2 separate regions of the Homo sapiens genome follow, and region 2 is linked to region 1. A link is a loop called in an ENCODE intact Hi-C map of the cell type or tissue named here. Cell type or tissue: Caco-2. All regions are shown on one strand. Each heading gives the region's core, and the rest is flanking DNA. Links, peaks and the distances in the headings are about the cores only. Region 1 holds the start of CYP2C18 (cytochrome P450 family 2 subfamily C member 18). Region 2 has its middle 53 kb from the start of CYP2C18.

What was found. Hi-C counts contacts between places; a loop is a spot of excess contacts. Peaks named below come from ENCODE experiments on the same cell type or tissue, not always from the same donor. Only the 100,000 strongest peaks of a DNase experiment are listed, where the experiment ranks them.
Region 2: it touches region 1 in a loop (3-fold over the local background); 2 of 110 quality-filtered maps call a loop at or near these places.

The regions. Positions count from the first base shown.
Region 1 is chr10:94,676,908-94,687,184 of GRCh38, forward strand. It overlaps CYP2C18 (cytochrome P450 family 2 subfamily C member 18), which reads left to right and starts at 6,822. Exons shown (of 9, transcript NM_000772.3): 1 at 6,822-7,080. The coding sequence starts at 6,913. In Caco-2, for the core only: no CTCF peak of the experiment used is centred there; no DNase peak of the experiment used is centred there.
Region 2 is chr10:94,625,270-94,635,546 of GRCh38, forward strand. No RefSeq gene overlaps it. Among named protein-coding and RNA genes, the nearest start is that of CYP2C18, 53 kb to the right of the region's middle. RefSeq lists an enhancer at 1,102-1,603. In Caco-2, for the core only: a CTCF peak has its summit at 4,961 (motif pointing right); DNase peaks (open chromatin) are centred at 2,432 and 2,692.

The DNA of each region.
Region 1 (10,277 bases), core at 2,278-10,277:
GCTTCAGGCTTGGTGTTGTCTTTGTGATAGTGAGTGAGTTTGTGTGAGGTCTGGTTGTTTTACAATGTGTGGCAAGCCCCCCAACTCCCACTCTCCCTTCTGTTCTCATTTTCACCCTGTGAGATGCCAGATCCTCCTTTTGCCCTCTGCCATGATTGAAAGCTTCCTGAGACCTCCCCAGAAGCCAAGCAGATGCTGGCGCCATGCTTCCTGGACAGCCTGAAGAGCTGTGAGCCAATTAAACCTCTTTTCTTTATAAATTACCCAGTCTCATGCATTTCTTTCTTTCCTTTCTTTTTTTTTTTTTTTTTTGAGACAGGTTCTTACTTTGTCACCCAGGCTGCAGTAAAGTGGTGCCATCTTGGCTCACTGCAACCTCTGCTTCCAGGGTCCAAGTGATTCTCATGCCTCAGACTCCCAAGGAGCTGGAATTACAGGCACGTGCCACCATGCCTGGCTAATTTTTTGTATTTTAGTAGATATGGGGTCTCGCCAAGTTGCCCAGGCTGGTCTTGAACTGTTGGACTCAAGCAATCCACCTGCCTTGGCCTCCCAAAGTGCTGAGATTACAGATGTGAGCCACCTCACGCAGCCTCAGGTATTTCTTTATAGCAATGCAAGAACTGCCTACTTCTATGTTGCATCCACATACAGGTAGGAAACCTGAGACTCTGTGGTGGTCAAACAGTCTGCAGTTTCTACAGTCTCATTACAAACTTTGATCTGGCTGACACCAAGGATCTGTGACACAGTTCTGCTGAGAAGTCTGACAGCTGCTTTGCTGAAAATGTTTGTGGCTCTGGACCAGGCTCAGAATCAGTACAACCTCATCTGTCATTTGTAGTGTAAGAAGGGTCTGAGCCTCAGACCCAGGACTTGTTGCCTGAATTCCTCAGCTGTGCTTTTTTCTCCCACACCTTTCCACATGCCAACCCTGGGGATCTGCTTAACTCTGTTTTTGCCCCCTGTGGCTGCTGAGCAGAACTACCTCTGTACTTTGTCCTCAAGCAGCAAAGTCCCACACCCAAGCTTTTGTGGAAGATGCCAATGATAACATTAGCAGGTGAAGCCCAAAGACAGCATTTTGGCAAGGAGGTGATATTGGGATAGGATAATTTTTCTTATGAAGTGTTTGAGGGCCCCAGTGGCCATCAGGTCTCCTGATGAGTTGGAATAGAGGCAAAGAGTCACAAATCTAAGTCTTCCTCCCTCTTTAGTGAGAATCCACAGTAGGTGCTTGTAATCCCAGCTGAGGCAGGAGGATTGCTTGAACCCAGGAGGCAGAGGTTGCAATGAGCCAAGATCTCACCACTGCATTCCAGCCTGGGTGACAGAGTGAGACTCTGTCTCAAAAAAAAAAAAAAAAAAAAAAAAAAAAAAAAAAAGGAAAAGATGAGCCTGGAATATCTTGCTGTGCCAGGAAGTAAGGAATTGCTTAAGGATTGAGGGGGACATGACAAAAGGACACAGAATCCAGTCATTAGAAGATAATTTGAGCACCAAAGTAAATAATGTTATAATGGATTATAACCCATTGAACACAACTGAATTCGTGATTCCGTAATGATATAAATAAATACATGAATACATTAAAAACTTGATGAGGAATATATAGTTATGTAGTATCAAGAATCTGCCCACAAAGTATTTCTTTTTTTTTTGAGATGAAGTCTCGCTCTTGTCACCCAGGCTGGAGTGCAATGGTGCGATCTTGGCTCAAAAATCAAAGTAAACATCAACCATCATGGAACAGATTGAAATTATTTGTCACCAGATATGATGCAATGAGAAGTCAAAGCATCATCTGTGATATTCCTGCCAAATCTGCATAGTCAGGATCTGATTATGAAGAAACATCAGATAATCCCAAATTGAGAGAAATTTTTAAAACTCCAAACCTATGCTTTTCAAAAGTGACAAGGTCAAGGAGGTTGAGGAAAGACTGAGGAACTGTGTCAGGCTGTGGTTGACTAAGGAGACATGACAACTAGTTGCAAAATGTGATTCAGGATTCTAAACTGGATTCTGAAATGAATACAATGAATATCATTGGGACTTATTGAGGAAACACTAATGGAAATGAGGATTAGATGGCCCTAATGCATCAATGTTAATTTCCTGAATTTTAAAGTTATATTTTGGTTATATAGTCAAATTGCCTTGCTTATAAGAGCTATATACTAAAATATTTCAGGTTTAGAACTTCAGGTCCAAAATTACTCTCAAATGTTCAAAATAGAGAAAATTCTCTGTTTGTACCTCCAACTTTTTATTACATTTATAGTTATTAAAATTATATAAATATAAAATACATATGCATTTGTGTATATATGTGTATATATAGATATGCATATATATAGATATGCATATATGTAGATAAGTGATACACATAAAACCAATAATGGACTCATATCTAATCTATGCAAGCCCTTCACAAAAGATTTGATATTGCCAAAGGACATTTGAAAAAGCACCCGGCATCATGAACCTTCACTGAAATGCAAATTAAAACTACAATAAGATATTATTACACACACATCAAAATGGTTAAAATGAAAAAAGACAATATGCTAAGGGTTGGCAAGAAAGAGAAGCAGCTGGCACTCTCAGTACAATTGTAAATTTATTAAACCATTTGGATAATTCTTTGGCAGTCATTAATAAAACTGAACACATGCACATGCAGCAATTATGCTCATAGTTATAGCAACAGAAATCCTTATATTGGGATAACAATGTATTAGAGTAATAACAGCATTATTCACAATAGCCACAAACTAGAATCAACTCAAAAGTCCTTAACAATACAATGAAAAGATAAATTTTGGAATTGTTATAAAATAAAACACTCTAAACTAACTTACGTACTGCTATTTGTGACAACATGAATGAATCTCACAAACACAAAATTAAGTGAAAATACTAGATACTTAAAAATACATAATGTGATTCCATTTATATTACATTTGTATGCCTCACAAACAGGCAAAACTAACCTATGGCATAATACTGGAGTTATCTAGTCGGGGAGGAAGGTAGGAGGAGACATAAAGGGACTTCTGGGGTCCTGGCAAAATTATTTTTCTTGACCTGTGTGTTGATTACACAGATATGTTCAATTCATGATAATTCATTGAGCTATATACATTTAGGATGTTTCCAACATTCTCTTTGTATACTACACTCCAGTGAAAAGGTTTATTTAAAACGAAGCAGTTTGCATTCACAATTTCACCCAAGCTGAGGTTTGCATTACTCTCTCACTGTGGAGGGCTTCAGCCAGGTGCCCTCCTGACCATCCATTTGGGCAATGATAGGAAATCTCTGCAATGTGAGAATCACTGAACTGGGAATTAAAACCTGGATTCTTAAAAAATAAAGATTATGTACTAATGCACTAGCGACCGTTCACCTCACTTATTCACCAATTCCTTATTTCTAATAATAAAGTAGGGATTAGGCTGGTGGATCTCTGAGATCTCTTGTCTCTAATTATCTATGTTTCTTTCATTCTTTGAAAGGACCAGGCAGAAGTCTCAACAGAAAGGAGGAACAGAGACCCATTTTTCAAGAAATAAAGTGATTGTTTTAAAGAAAGGCATTGAGATCATTTTATCTAAAAGAAGGTAGTGCACTTCTTTTAGAGTTCAGAGCTATGTGAGCCAAGCAGTAAAATAACTATTTTTCTTTGTCTCAGATAAATTATTCACCAAAACCTCGACTGACTCAAATTCTAAAGGTTACAAAACCACACCCTAATTGTAATCAACCTATGTTGCAACTGTTGAGTTGGTTAATGTGTATTTGAAAGTCACTGATTATCCTGAGTAGTGAAATATTGCCTCATAGTACATGGTAAGTAAATGTTGGTGACTCTAGTTGAACTGAATTTCTTGCTTGGAGGGAATGATGTCAGAGTTAGGAGATAGGTTTCCAGCCTCAGCCCTATCATTTTCAGCCTCTGTGTCCTTGAACAAAATACTGAATCTCCAAGGCCCAGCTTCCTTACCTCTAAAGTGGAAATAATTTTACCACAGGCAAGGGTAATTGAGAGAATCAAAAGAGTTATGATGGGTATAAAAATTCTCTGTGAATTGTCAGAATCCCTGTAAACATGTTTGATAAAACATTGTCCATATGGGATTTGACAAAACTTAATTTTTCCTTACTGCAGTTAGAAATAACTGCACTAATCCAGTATTATTTCCAATAGCCAGGATGTAGAAACAATCTAAGTGTTCATTCACAAATAAATGGATGAAGAAATTGTGTTTTATATTTATATACACAATGAAATATTTTTTAAACTTTAAAAGGAGATACTGCCATTTGCAATGACATGGAATGAACCTGAAGGATATTATGCTAAGTGATATGAGCTAGATACAGAGGAAAAAAGATTGCATGATTTCACTTATATGAAGAATCTTTAAAAAGTCAAATACATAGAAACAGAGAGTAGAATGGTGGTTACCAAAAGTGGGAGCCAGAGGAAATGGAAAAAAGTGTGTCAAAGAGCCAAATTTGTGGTTAGATAGGATGAATAAGTCTAAAGATCTAATAAACAGCAAGAGGACTATAGTTAATATACTATACTGAAAATTTGCTAAAAGAGTAGATTTTAGGTGCTTATACCACAAAAAAGAAGTTAATTATAGAATTGATTAATATGTAAATTTGTTTAACCATAGTAATGATTCCACTGTTTATATGTCTACCAATGTTGTATACCTTAAATATATACAATGGAAATAAACAAATAACTGTACTAGTCATTTAGAATACCACAATGACATCTTTACAGAATATGCCTTTGTACAAGCATTGCCATTAGTGATCTAGAAATGTATGTATCATTTTAGTGATATATAGAGCCTCATGAGCGCTAAATGTCATCTCCAGTTCAGGTCTGCACAACTGTGTTTGTTCTGTGCCATGGGTCTGTTTAATGATTTCCCTACCTCCCATTCACCACTGAAGCACATGCCTGTTGTTCTGCCTATAATTCCCCTTCCTTGCTGTGCAATATTTCATTCCATTATTTCTGACACAGACCAAAAAAGCAATAGAAACAGCAGTGTCTGGAGGCAAGTGGGAGCTGGAGAAGCCATAGTTTCTGAGATCTTACCCACTTAATTCTCTGAGATTGGCTCTTTCCTCAGTTATACTGAGTAGGTTTCAGCTCTTCAGTGACAGAGAGGGGAGAAACCCTAGCTTTTATTTCTTCTCTTGAGAATGTACAACCCTGTTATTTTGTGAACAGTGTGGTGTAGATTCAGAGTGAGAAATGTTTTTAGGATTTATTTTATTTTGCTAAAACTGTTCTCAAGGCAGCTCTGGTGTAAGTGAGAATATACCACAGCGGGCGTCAGAAGATCTCAGTTCAAATCCCAGCCTGCCATTTATGAGCTGTGGGACACTGGACAGGTCATCTGTTCTCCTAGAGTCTCCCTTTCCCCATTTGGAAAATATGAAATAATATTCTCAGCCGTCCAGTGTTTTTCACGGGGTTTAATGGAAAAAGGTGTGTATGTTTACTTAGTTAATTGATAACCGGTTTAGCCATTTAAGATGAATGAGTTTGTTAGCTGCTTTATGTTTAGGCAGCTGTAATGTTAGTACTACATTAAAATATTTCAAAAGGATCTCATTTTCAAGGAAAATGATCTAGTGTTTGAGAAAGCATTATAGTGTTGCAGTCTTGCAGATCCTTAGCTCAGCTAGGTCCGAGTTGTCTTATGCAGGAAGAATTAGGCACACAGACACTGGAGAGTGAGTGGAGTAGAATTTATTAAGTGAAAGGAAAACTCTCAGCAAAGAGAGAGGCCCTGAAAGCAGGTTGCAGATTGCCACTTCACAGTTGAATACCAGGACTTTTATAGAAAAGCTGATGAGGCTGGGATACTTATTTGCATAAGGCGTGAATTCCTGGTGTTTCCACCCCTTCCTTCCATTGCGCGTGTGGGCTCTTAGTCTAAGCCACTCCATATTGATTTATTTCCCTTCCTGCGCATGTGTTAAAGGTAGGAATTTTTCACTGTGGGCATATTTAGGCAAGCTCCCTGTGCAAGTTCCCTTATCTGCACAAAACATCTAGTGTAAGTACTTGGGGTTTTTGTGGATTGGGCAATGACCTGGAAGGGTTGGAGGTTCTCTGGGGACCCTTCCCTTACTGCCTGCCTAATGCAAGCTGGCTAACTCCTCTCAATAGGATAAACATTATTTTATGTACAAGGAATATAATACACAGATTGCCCTCAAAGTCATATTTCCAACTGCTCATCAATCTAAAAATCCAAAATTTTGAATAATTTTTTGATGAAATAATTTATTTCATTGTTTCTCAATTTTGGCTGCACAGTGGAACCACCTGGGCTGTTTGAAAAAACCTAGGCCTAGCCAGGCACGGTGGCTCATGCCTGTAATCCCAGCACTTAGGGAGACCAGCCTGGCCAACATGGTGAAACCCTGTCTCTGCTAAAAATACAAAATCACCTGGGCGTAGTTGTGCATTCCTGTAATCCCAGCCACGCCAGAAGCTGAGGCAGAATCGTTCGAATCCAGGAAGTGGAGGCTGCAGTGAGTTGAGATCTTGCCATTGCACTCCAGCCTGGGCAACAAGAGCGAAACTCCATCTCAAGGAAAAACAACAACAACAACAACAAAATCCTGGGCTCTGCTTCAGACTAGTTAAACCAGAATCTCCAGGGTGGGGCACCGGAAAGAACAAGAAAAAAGAACACCTTATTTTTATCTTCTTCAGTGAGCCAATGTTCATTCAAAAGAGAGATTAAAGTGCTTTTTGCTGACTAGTCACAGTCAGAGTCAGAATCACAGGTGGATTAGTAGGGAGTGTTATAAAAGCCTTGAAGTGAAAGCCCGCAGTTGTCTTACTAAGAAGAGAAGCCTTCAATGGATCCAGCTGTGGCTCTGGTGCTCTGTCTCTCCTGTTTGTTTCTCCTTTCACTCTGGAGGCAGAGCTCTGGAAGAGGGAGGCTCCCGTCTGGCCCCACTCCTCTCCCGATTATTGGAAATATCCTGCAGTTAGATGTTAAGGACATGAGCAAATCCTTAACCAATGTAAGTATGCTTTATGTTCCTCCAGTAATGTACAAGGTGTATTTAACCTCACAATTCTTAAAGTTTTATTTCATTTTAAAGTGATAAATGATAATTGTATATATTAATGGGGTACAATATTACATTTTGATACATGTATAGATTGTGAATTGATCATATCAGGGTAATTAGCATATCCATCATCTCAAATATTTGTCATTTCTTTGTAGTGAGAACATTTAAAATCCTCTTTTTTAGCTGTTTTGAAATATACAGTACATTAATATTAATTATAGTCACCTTGCTGTCCAATAGAACACCCGAGCTTATTCCTCCTATCTAAGTGTAACTCTGTACCTGTTGACCAACGTATCCCCTTATTTGGCCCATCTCCACCTGCCAGCCTCTGGTAGCCACCATTCTAATCTCTACTTCTCTGAGTTTAACTTTTTAAGATTCCACATAGAAGTGAGATCATATATGATATTTGCCTCTCTCTGCCTGGCTTATTTAATTAATATGATGTTCTGTAGATTCATCCATGCCGTCATAAATAAGAATATTTTTTCCTCTTTAAAAGGCTGAATAGCATTTCATTGTACATATATGTCACATACAAAATCCATTAATTTATTGATGAACACTTAGGTTGTTTCCATATCTTGGCTATTGTCAATAGCACTGCAATAAACATGGAAGTACAGACATGTCTTCCACATACTGACTTCAATTCCTTTGGGTATATACTGGTAGTGGGATTGCTGGATCATCTGATAGTTCTATTTTTGTTTTTTTTAGGAACATCCATACTGTTTTCTCAAATCACAATGCTAATTTACATACCCAAGGTTCACTTTATTCCACATCTTTGTCAACACTTGTTATCTTTTTATCTTTTTGATAATAATAATATCTTATCTATGAGTTGTGATGAGTTATCTCATTGTGGTTTTAATTTGCATTTCTCTGATGATTAAATTTGTTGAGTATTTAAAAAATATATCTTGGCCATTTGTATGTCTTTTTTTGAAAAATGTCTACTCAAATCCTTTGCCCATTTAATTAATTAATTAATTAATTAATTAATAGAGACAGGGTTTTGCTCTGTTGTAGGATGGAGTGTAGTGATGGGATCATGGTCCCTGCAGCCTTGAGCTCCTGGGCTCAAGCCATCCTTCTACCTTAGACCCCCAAGTAGCTGGGGCTACAGGTGTATGCCACCATGCCTGGATAATTTTTTAATGCTTTGTAGAGATGTGGTCTCATTATGTTGTCCAGGCTGGTCTTGAACTCTTGGGCTCAAGCAATCCACCCACCTTTGTCTCTCAAAGTGCTGGAATTACAGACATGAGCCATTGCACTTGACCCCTTTGCTCGTTTTAAATAGAATTATTTATTTGTTATTGAGTAATTTGAGTTTCTAAGTATTTTGGGTGGTCAGAATCTCATTTGTCTAGTTTTGCTTTCATGGCCTGTACTTTTAGGATCATATCCAAGAAATCATTGCCTAGACCAATGTCATGGAGTTTTTCTATATGGTTTCTTTCAGTAGTTTTTAGTTTCAGGTCTTATGCTTAAGGCTTTAATTCATTTTGAGTTAATTCTTGTATAAGGGTGAGATTAGGATTCTCTTTTATTCTTTGCATATGAATATCCAGTTTTCCCAACACCTTTTGCTGAAGAGTGCTTTCCCCATTGTATGTTCTTGGCACCTTTGTCAAAAATCAATTGATTATAGATGTGTGGGCTTATTTCAGGGTTCTCTACGCTTTTCCTTTAATCAGTGTGTCTATTTTTATGCTAATGCTATGCAGTTTTGCTTACTATAGCTTTGTAACATATTTTGCAGTTCAGTGGTGTGATGCCTCCAGCTTTATTCTTTTTGATTAATTTGCTTTAGTTATTTGGGGTCTTTTGTGGTTCCATACAAATTTTAAGATTTTTTTTCTATTTCTGTGAAGAATGAGATTAAAATTTTGATAGGGATTGCACTGAATCTGTATATTGCTTTGGGTAATATGGACATTTTTCCACTATTAGTTTTTCCAATCCATGAACATGGGATATCTTTGCCTTTATTTGTGTCATCTTCAATTTCTTTCATCAATGATTTGTAGTTTTCAGTATATAGATCTTTCTCTTCCTTGATTAAATTTATTCATAAGTATTTTATTTTTTGATGCTACTATAAATTAATTGTTCTCTTAATTTCTTTTTTAGATATTTTGTTGCTAGTGTATAAAAATGCCACTGATTTTTGCATGTTGATTTTTTATCCTTCAAGTTTACTGAATTTGTTTATCAGTTCTAGCACTTTTGTACTGAAGTCTTTAGATTTTCTACATATAAGATTATTTCATCAGGAAACAGACAATTTCACTTCATCCTTTCCTACATGAATACATCCTTTCCTATACGAATATTCCTATATGAATATTTTCTGTCTTTAGTCTAATTGCTCTGACTAGGACTTCCAGTACTCTGTTGAACAGAAATGGTCAGAGGGGGCATTCTTCTCTTATTTCTGATCTTAGAGGAAAAGCTTTTAGCTTTTCACCATTAAATATGATGTTAGCTGTGGGCTTGCCACATATAACCGTTAATGTCACATAGAAACTTCTGTATTACTGGAGGCCAGTTATTAAAGGTTATATGTTATAGGAACATTCCTCAGCATTCCTCCTGTACCAGCAGAGGCTGATTATTAAAGTATGCTATTGTAAAGCAAATACTTCCTGTGGAGTATGTTTTTCTTTTTTGTCATTGTCAGAAATAGTGGAATAAAATAATGCATTTTGCCAGAAGAGAAACATTTCAAGTGGTAAGGTAGAATCAAAATGATAAAGGCCTGCTGCTTTCTTTGCTTCACAGTCATTTGCTATATTTTTTTGCCTGAAGGAAAATGGTAGTGGAAGTGTTTTGTGATTAAAGATTTTGAGAAGTCAGTCACTGTATATGCTATGTATTTTGCTTAGATTAGCCATGATCATTAAACGTCTTAAAAAAGCAAATCATGCCTGATGTCAAAGAAATATCTATGAGTTCATCATAAACATAAACGAATGAAAGAAAGAATTAATTAGTCAGGGCCATCTGGGTGGTAACAGAATATTTATGGCCTCTGTACAAAGCTGCTGTCTGTGACCTATGAGTGTATAGCATGGAAAACATTTTTCCTCTGTGAGATGCCACACATCCTGATACTATCTCTGTTGGAT
Region 2 (10,277 bases), core at 756-8,755, 53 kb before region 1:
AAGGCTTGCAGTCTGGAGAATTGTGCCCTCACTTTTTAGTTAGTCTAACTCCAAGTATGCTGCTATATCATATAGTAGGAAGAACCTGTCTGTGGGTCTTATTTGTATCTTTGCCTGGAAGTTGATTGTCAAAGATTCAGTTGGAGATGGGGGAGGCTGACAAGAAGATACTCACAGGAAGGTTATCACACAACTATCTATGATAATAGGGCTTGTACCTGTAGTCTTTGACACTTAGAACAGTCTCCCTCTTAACAAGACATGCTATATTTTTTTCTGCTTGCCCAGCTTTTGTCATCATGAAGTTACACATATTTTCCACCTGTCCTCAAATTGGAATTATGGTCAGAGGACTTTGAAGGTGTATTTGAACCACAACAGTGATAGTAGAGCATCATGCATAAACAAATAAATTTAGTAGTCCAGTTATTTTATTTTATTTTATTGAGCCTGGGTTTTGCTCTGTTGCCCAGGCTGGAGTACAGTGGCATGATCATAGCCTACTGCAGTCTCAACCTCCTGGGCTCAAGTGATCCTTCCCAAGTAGCTGGGACCACAGGCATGTGCCACTATGCCCAACTAGATTTTTTTTTCTTTTTAAGACAAAGTCTTGCTCTGTCACCCAGGCTGGAGTGCAGTGGCACCATCTTGGCACACTGAAACCTCCACTTCCTGGGCAAGTGATCCTCCACCTCAGCCTCCCGAGTAGCTGGGACTATAGGTGTGTGCCACTACACCCAGCTATATTTTTTAAAGTATTTTTTGTAAAGAGGGGGTTTTTCCATGTTGCCCAAGTTGGTCTTAAATTCCTGGGCTTAAGTGATCTGCCTACCTTGGCCTCCCAAAGTGTTAAGATTACAGGAGTGAGCCCCCACACCTTGCCAAACTCTTATTTTTTAAAGAAATCTCTTTTCTCATATCTGATGTTTTGAAATTTAGGTTGGTTGTATTTTGTTGGCAATTTATTTCCATATACTTAGTCTTCTAGAAGTTTCTCAATTTTATGGTCTGTTATTATTCACCTCCTGGATTTTCGATGCTGCCATAGATTAATTTTTATATTTATTTTGTCATTTAAAAGAAGATATTGGGAGGGAGAAGAAGTAAACAAGGGCATTCAGTCAGCTATCTTGATCTCAAAAACATATTTATAAATCAGAATAAAAGTCATTTTTTGACTAAGAAGTTGGAACAAGAATAAAATAAGCAAAATGCCCTAGTAATTATGGAATGTACTAGTTAGCCACTGCCAGGTACAAAACCACCCTCAAAGCTCAGTGGCTTAAAATGCTTATTATTTCTGAGTTTGTGAGTTGGCTGTGGTCAGCTGGTCTAGGCAGGGCTTGAATGATTGGCTCAGCTGGCCTTGGTTAGACTCACATCTGTGGCCAGCTGGTATTCAGTTGATTTAGACTCAATGGGGTTGAGGAGACTGCTGAGAAGGTTTTCTCATCCTTCTGCCACTAAAGAGCTAGCTCAGACACGATCTTCTCATAACAAAGGCAGAGACGCAAAAGTAAGTGAAATTGAATAAGTACTTTTCAAGCCTCTACTTGCATCCCAGCTAATTTCCCATGGCTAAAGAAAGTCACAGGGGCAAGCCCAGAATCATGGTGGGAGGACACTGCAAAGTTACATGGCAAAGTTTATGGGTACAGAGAGAAGTGAGGTGTTTATGCAAACTTCCCTCCAGAATTGTGATTCTCAAATGCAAGGAAATATAAAACCAGTTGGAGATATTTGAAATGGTCTTTGGAAGCAATGTGCATTATTTTGTTAACCCAACCTATTCTTTAATGCTTAATTTAAATATCACCTTTTTCATTAATGTTTCATGATTCTCATAATGGTTAGTATTTTCATCCTTTTCAGATTTGTCACTGAGATATGAAGCAGCATTTTGAATCACATGCAGTTATAATCATCCAAAGGGCAGTAGTTTTGTTTTGTTCTGTTTTCCTCAGCATTTTGTGAGTTATGCTGTTTTTTTTTTGTTTTTGTTTGTTTTTTTTGTCAGAGGCAAGCTTGTAGACAACAAGAAAAACATACTATAGTGATAGTCTAATGATAATTGCTACCATGTATGCATAGTGTATTGAGCTACTCTGTGTACTGTTCAAAGCACATTACTTACGCTAAATCTTTTTAATACAAATTGTTATGAGGTCTTCTGTTAAGCAAAACTTCATGTGAGAGTTCAAGTTAAACAACCAATATGCTTTTCTGCTTCAAAAATTAATGTCTATTAAATAACAGCATAAGTCATTGAACTCTTTTCTAATAGCTGCTTTTATTTTTATGTTAAGGGAATGATATGTAAACCAGAAATAAATTCTAAGTCCCCCCAACCATCTGAATGGACTTCCTTTTCAGCCAGGGCACTCTTAAAACTTAACCTGAAAGACTGGTTCAGGCCATGACGGGAAGTGGGGGTAGGACATGCCTCATTATACCTGTCCAGCATTAACATCAGCACAGACTTTAAGTCTGATAAGAAACATTTTACAACCTATTCCCTTTACTACCTGAAGGCTTCCTTTGCAAATAAGAATTTTGGTCTCCACAATCCTTTATCTTAACCCAGACATTCCTTTCTATTGATCTCAGGTCTTCAGATAAACTCAACCAATTGTCAACCAGAACATTTTTAAATCTACCTATAAGCTGGAAGCTCTGCCCCACTGCCCCCACCACTTTGAGTTGTCCTGCCTTTCTGGACCAAACCAATGTATTTCTTGAAAGTATTTGATTAAAGTCCTATGTCTCCCTAAAATATATAAAACCAAGCTGCACCCTGAACACCTTGGGAACATGTTCTTAGGACATCCTGATGGCTGTCTCACGGGGGCATGTCCCTCATATTTGGCTCAGAATTAATCTCTTCAAATAATTTACAGAGTTTGACTCTTTTCATCACCAGATATGATAAAGATTGTGCCATCTTTTGCCAGATTTTCACTGTTATTAGTTACTGCTTGGTTTTTACTTTGTTCTCTGCAACTTTGTTTTTAGATCTTTTTGCTTTAAAAGAAAATTACCTTGGAGCAATTTTTAGCTGAATAACCTATTAACTGCCTGTTTAGGCCTCCAGCTAAGGCAGTATTCTCCACCAACTGCCCCCACCCCCGCCCCATGCCCAGCACTAATAATCTCATCATTACTGTGCCTGCAAGAATCTCACTTGGGCCTGGATGGGTTTGGACCAAGGCCCAGTTAAATGGCTTCACTGGTGAGCTTGGCTTCTGAGGTGTCCTTCAGACCTTTTGTTTTCCACTGAACAATGAAGGTAAAAATTTTGTTAGTGACTTCAGTCTCTCTCTGCAGCCAGTATAAAAATTTAACTCCAAACATTGAATTATAATGTTTCATTTGGGAACAACCCTTATTTTGGAATTAGCTAACTCAAATGATTTCCTGTTACTGATAGTAGTGGTTCAATTATATACAAACATTTTATTTATTCATTATAACCGTCTCATTTATTTATTTATTTTCTTCAACTTTTAAGTTCCAGGATACATGTACAGGATGTGCAGGTTTGTTACATAGGTAAATGTGTGCTATGGTGATTTGCTACACAGAGCAATCCATCACCTAGGTATTAAGCCCAGCATCCATTAGCTATTCTTCCTAATGCTCCCCTTGCCCCCAACAGGCCCCAGTGTGTGTTGTTATCCCCGTGTGTCTATGTGTTCTCATTGTTCAGCTCCCACTTATAAGTGAGAACATGAGGTGTTTGGTTTTCTGTTCCTGTGTTATTCTGCTGAAGATAACAGCTTCCAGCTTCATCCATGTTCCTGCAGAGGACATGACCTCATTTCTTTCTATGGCTGCATAGTATTCCATGATGTATAGGTACCACATTTTCTTTATCCGATCTATCATTGATGGGCATTTGGGTTGATTCCATGTCTTTGCTATTGTGAAATGTGCTGCAATGAGCATACATGCGTGTGTATCTTTATAGTAGAATGATTTATATTCCTCTGGGTATATACCCAGTAATGGGATTGCTGGGTCAAATATTATTTCTGCTTCTAGATCTTTGAGGAATCACCAGACTGTCTTCCACAATGGTTGAACTAATTTACACTCCCACCAACAGTGTAAAAGTGTTCTTTTTTCTCTGCAACCTCACCAGCATCTGTTGTTTTTTGACTTTTTAGTAACTGCCATTCTGACTGGTGTGAGGTGCTATCTCATTGTGGTTTTGATATGCATTTCTCTAATGATCGGTGATGCTGAGCTTTTTTTCATATGTTTGTTGGCCACATGAATGTCTTCTTTTGAGAAGTGTCTGTTCATGTCCTTTGCCCACTTTTTAATGGGGTTGTTTATTTTTTTCTTGTAAATTTGTTTAAATCTTTTGTAGACTCTGGATATTAGACTTATGTTAGATGGATAGATAGCAAAATTTTCTCCCATTCTGTAGGTTGTCTGTTCACTCTGATGATAGTTTCTTTTGCTGTGCAGAAGCTCCTTAATTTAGTTAGGTCCCATTTGTCAGTTTTTGTCTTTGTTGAAATTGCTTTTGGTATTTTCTTCATAAAGTATTTGCCTGTGCCAATGACCTAGATTTTCTTCTAGAATTTTTATAGTTTTGGGTTTTACATTTAAATCTTTAAGTGATCTTCAGTTAATTTTTGTGTAAAGTGTAAGAAAGGGGTCCAGTTTCAATTTTCTGCATATGATTAGCCAGTTGTCCCAGTACCATTTATTAGTGAATCCTGTCTCCATTGCTTGTTTTTGTCAGGTTCGTCGAAGATCAGATCATAACTATCTCATTTAATAGGCAACACTTTTCTTTCCCTCAAGTAAGTTGACATGAAATCATAGGAGGTCCTCTACTTGCAAGCTGGAGAACAATCTCAAAATTTAGTAATACTGTATCCTGAAAACAGTTATATGTGGCAATATACTAAATTACCACGAGGTGGCATAATTTCCTCATTAAAACTGACTTTCAGGGTTCTAAATTGGATTTCCTCTAGTCTTTTGACTTTACAGGGCAAGATTTCAATTTTATTTATTTTGTTACTCCTGTGGAAAAGAGAAAGAACAACAATTTACTAACTTCTGTACCTGTAACAGCAAGGGAAAATATTAAATTCTTCTATTACATATACATTTTAAATTTTATATATTTAAGGTGTACAACATAATGTTTTCATATACATGTTCATAGTGAAATGATTTCCGCCAAGCAAATTAACAGATTCATCTCACATGGTTACTTTTTTTTTGGACAAGGTCTAGCTCTGTCTCAGGCTGGAGTGCAGTGGCCTGATCATGGTTCATGGCAACTTCTTATCTCCTGGGCTCAAGTGATCCTCCCACCTCAGCCTACCAAGTAGTTAGAACTACAAGCATGTCTATGCTTGCTATTTTTTTAAAATTTATTTTTTGTACAGATGAGGGTCTCACTAGGTTGCCAGGCTGGTCTCGAACTCATGGACTCAAGCAATCCTCCTGCCTCAGCCTCCCAAAGTACTGGAATTAGAGGAGTGAACCACTACACCTAGCCAGTTACATTTGTTTGTATGTGGTAAAGTACCTAAAAGCTACTCTTTTTGCTAATTTCTGGTATACAATACAATATGTATTATTAACTGTATTCCTCATGCTGTGCTTTATATCTCTAGGGCTATTTATCTTACATAACTGAAATTCTGTACTTTTTGACCTCCATTTCTCCATCTCCCTCTCGCTCACCTTTGGCAGCCACCTTTCTACTATTTCTATGTATTCGAGTTTTTTTTTTTTAAGTTTCCATGTATAAGTGAAATCGTGCAGTATTTTCTATCTGTGTCTGATTTATTTCATTCACTATTCACTTAGCATAATGTCCTCTAGGTTTATCCATGTTGTGGCAAATGGCAGGATTTCCTTCTTTTTAAATAATTTGTTTTTATTATGTATTATTTTTAATTGTATTATTTTAGTATATTTTTATTTACAAATATATATTATGTTGATATTATAAACATAATATATAGTAAATATATATTTATGATATATATAATAGAATAATGTATATAAGAAAATATATAATATATAAATATATTTATTCATACATAAATATTTATATTTAGTATATTAGTATTATTATTTTTTATGAATTTCCTTCTTTGTTAAGGTTGAATAATATACATCCATATTGTGGCTATTGTGATTAATGCTGTGATGAGCATGGGTGCACTTTGGCTCTGTGTCCCCACCCAAATCTCATGTCAAATTGTAATCTCCAGTGTTGGAGGAGGGGCCTGGTGGGTGGTGATTAAATCATGGAGGCTGACTTCGCCCTTGCTGTTCTTATTTGGTGAGTGAGTTCTCATGAGATCTCATTGTCGTAAAAGTGTGGAGCACCTCCCCCATCTCTTTTTCTGTCTCCTGCTCCACAGTGTGAAGATGTGCTTGCTTCCCCTTCTGCTGTGATTGTGTTTCCTGAGGCCTCCCAGCCAAGCTTCCTGTACAGCCTGCGGAACTATGAGTTAACTTAACCTCTTTTCTTCATAAATTACCCAGTCTCAGGTAGTTCTTTTTTTTTTTTTTTTTTTTTTTGAGATAGAGTCTCACTGTGTCACCCAGGCTGGAATGCAGTGGTGCAATCTCGGCTCACTGCAACCTCTGACTACCAGGTTCAAGTGATTCTCCTGCCTCAGCCTCCCAAGTAGCTGGGACTACCAGTGCCCGCCACCATGCCTGGCTAATTTTTGTATTTTTAGTAGAGATGAGGTTTCACTATGTTGGCCCTGGTGGTCTTGAACTCCTGACCTTGTAATACGCCTGCCTCGGCCTCCCAAAGTGCTGGGATTACAGGCGTGAGCCACCACACCTGGCCTCAGGTAGTTCTTTATGGCAATGTGAGGACAGACTAACATAGAAAATTGATACCAGAGAAGTGGGGCATTGCTACAAAGATACCTGAAAATGTGGAAGCAGCTTCAGAAGTGGGTAATGAACAGAATTTGGAACAGTTTGGCAGGCTTAGAAGAAGGCAGGAAGATGAAGGAAAGTTTGGACCATTCTAGAGACTTGTTGAATGGTTGTGACCAAAATGCTGATAGTGATATGGAAAATGAAGTTCAGGCTGAGGAGGTCTCAGCTGGAGATGAGGAACTTATTAGGAGCTGGAGATAAGAAGATTCTAAGCAGGAAAGCATTCAAGAAGGGACCTGGCTGCTTCTAACAGCATACACTCATATGCATGCCCAAAGAGATTATCTGAAACTGGAATATATATATATGTGTGTGTATATATATGTGTGTGTGTGTGTGTATATGTGTGTGTCTGTGTGTGTGTATATATGACACACACATATACACACACACACACACACATATATATATACATATATATATTTTTTGAGATGGAGTCTCTCTCTGTCAACCAGGCTGGAGTGCAGTGGTGCCATCTTGGCTCACTGCAACCTCCACCTCCCTGGTTCAAACAATTCCCCTGCCTCAGCCTCCTGAGTAGCTGGGATTACAGGTGTAGGCCACCACTTCTGGCTTATTTTTTTTATAATTTTAGTAGAGACAGGGTTTCACCATGTTGGCCAGACTGTTCTCAAACTCCTGACCTTAGGCAATCTGCCCACCTTGGCCTCCCATTGTGCTGGGCTTATAGGTGTGAGCCACCACACCCAGACTGGAACTCATATTTAAAAAGGAAGCAGAGCATAGATGTTCGGAAAATTTGCAGCCTGATCATATGGTAGAAATTTCTGGGGAGGAATTCAAGCCTGTTGCAGAAACTTGCATAAGTAAAGAGGAGCCAAATGATAATAGCCAAGACAATGGGGAAAATGCCTCCAAGGCATTTCAGAGACCTTCACAGCAGCCCCTCCCATTACAGGCCTAGAGGTCTAGGAGGGAAAAATGATTTTGTAGACCAGGGCTTCACTGCTCTGTGCAGCTTTGGGACATCTCAGGACAGTGCCATGCATCTTGGTGACTCCAGCTCCAGCTGTGGCTAAAAGGGGCCAAAGTACAGCTCAGGCCATTGCTTCAGAGGGTGCAAGTCCCAAACCTTGGCAGCCTCCATGTGGTGTTAAGTCTGTGGGTTGGCTGAGGGCAAGAATTGAAGCTTGGGAGCCTCTGCCTGGATTTCAGAGGATGTATGGAAATGCCTGGATTTCCAGGCAGAAGTCTGCTGCAGGGGTGGAGTCTTCATGGGGAACCTCTACTAGGGAAGGGTGGAGGGGAAATGTGGGGTTGGAGCCTTCACAAAGAGTTTCCACTGGGGCTGCCTAGTGGAGCTGTGAGAAAAGGGCCTCTGTTCTCCAGACCCCAGAATGGTAGATCCACTGACAGCTTGCCCCATGCACCTGGAAAAGCTGCAGGCACTCAGTGCCAGCCATGAAAGCAGCCAAGGGGGCTGTACCATGCAAAGCTACAGAGGCAGAGCTGCCTAGGGCCTTGGGAGCCCACCCCCTGTGTCAGTGTGGCCTGGATGTGAGACATGGAGTCAAAGGAGATTATTTTGGAGCTTTAAGATTTAATGACTGCCCTGCTGGGTTTTGGACTTGCATGGGACCTGTAGCCCCTTTGTTTTGGCTGATTTCTCCCTTTTGGAATGGGAGCATTTATCCAGTGCCTGTATCCCCATTATGTCTTGGAAGTAACTAATTTGTTTTTGATTTTACAGGCTCATAGGTGGAAGGGACTTGCCTTGTCTCAGATGATGCTTTGGACTTGGACCTTTGAGTTAATGCTGGAATGAGTTAACATTTTGGGGGACTGTTGGGAAGGCATGATTGTGTTTTGAAATGTGAGAAGGACATGAGATTTGGGAGGGGCTAGAGGCAGAATGAAATTATTTGGCTCTGTGGCCCCACCCAAATCTCATGTTGAATTGTAATCTACAGTGTTGCAGGAGGGGTCTGGTGGGAGGTGATTGAATCTTGGGGGCAGCCTTACTGCATGCTGTTCTCATGATAGTGAGTGAGTTCTCATGAGATCTGGTTGTTGCAAAAGTGTGTAGCACTTCCTCCAGCTGTTGCTTTATCTCCTGCTCTACCATGTGAAAATGTGCCTGCTTCCCCTTCCACCATGATTGTAAGTTTTCTTATTTATTTATTTATTTATTATACTTTAAGTTCTAAGGTACATGTGCACAACATGCAGGTTTGTTACATAGGTATACATATGCCATGTTGGTTTGCTGCACCCATTAACTTGTCATTTACATTAAGGTATTTCTCCTAATGCTATCCTTCCCCCTGCTTTCCATGCCAAGACAGGCCCAAGGATGTGATGTTTCCCACCCTATGTCCAAGTGTTCTCATTGTTCAATTCCCACCTATGAGTGAGAACATGCAGTGTTTGGTTTTCTGTCCTTGTGATAGTTTGCTCAGAATGATAGTTTCCAGCTTCATCCATGTCCTTGCAAAGGACATGAACTCATCCTTTTTTATGGCTGCATAGTATTCTATGGTGTATATGTACCACATTATCTTAATCCAGTCTATCATTGATGGACATGTGGGTTGATTCCAAGTCTTTGCTATTGTGATTAGAGCTGCAATAAACATACGTGTGCATGTGTCTTTATAGAAGCAAGATTTATAATCCTTTGGGTATATACCCAGTAATGGGATTGCTGGGTCAAATGATATTTCTAGCTCTAGATCCTTGAGGAATCGCCACACTGTCTTCCACAATGATTGAACTAGTTTACAGTCCCACCAACAGTATAAAAGTGTTCCTATTTCTCCACATCCTCTCCAGCATCTGTTGTTTCCTGACTTTTTAATGATCGCCATTCTAACTGGTGTGAGATGGCATCTCATTGTGGTTTTGATTTGCATTTCTCTAATGACCAGTGATGATGAGCATTTTTTCATGTGTCTGTTGGCTGCATAAATGTCTTCTTTTGAGAAGTGTCTGTTCATATCCTTTGCCCACTTTTGATGAGGTTGTTTGATTTTTTCTTGTAAATTTGTTTAAGTTCTTCGTAGATTTTGGATATTAGCCCTTTGTCAGATAGGTAGATTGCAAACATTTTCTCCCATTTTGTAGGTTGCCTGTTCACTCTGATGGTAGTTTCTTTTGCTATGCAGAAGTCGTTTAGTTTAGTTAGATCCCATTTGTCAATTTTGGCTTTTGTTGCCATTGCTTTAGTTGTTTTAGTCATGAAGTCATTGCCCATGCCTGTATCCTGAATGGTATTGCCTAGGTCCTCTTCTAGGCTTTTACTGGTTTTAGGTCTAACATTTAAGTCTTTAATCCATCCTGAATTAATTTATGTATAAGGTATAAGGAAGGGATCCAAT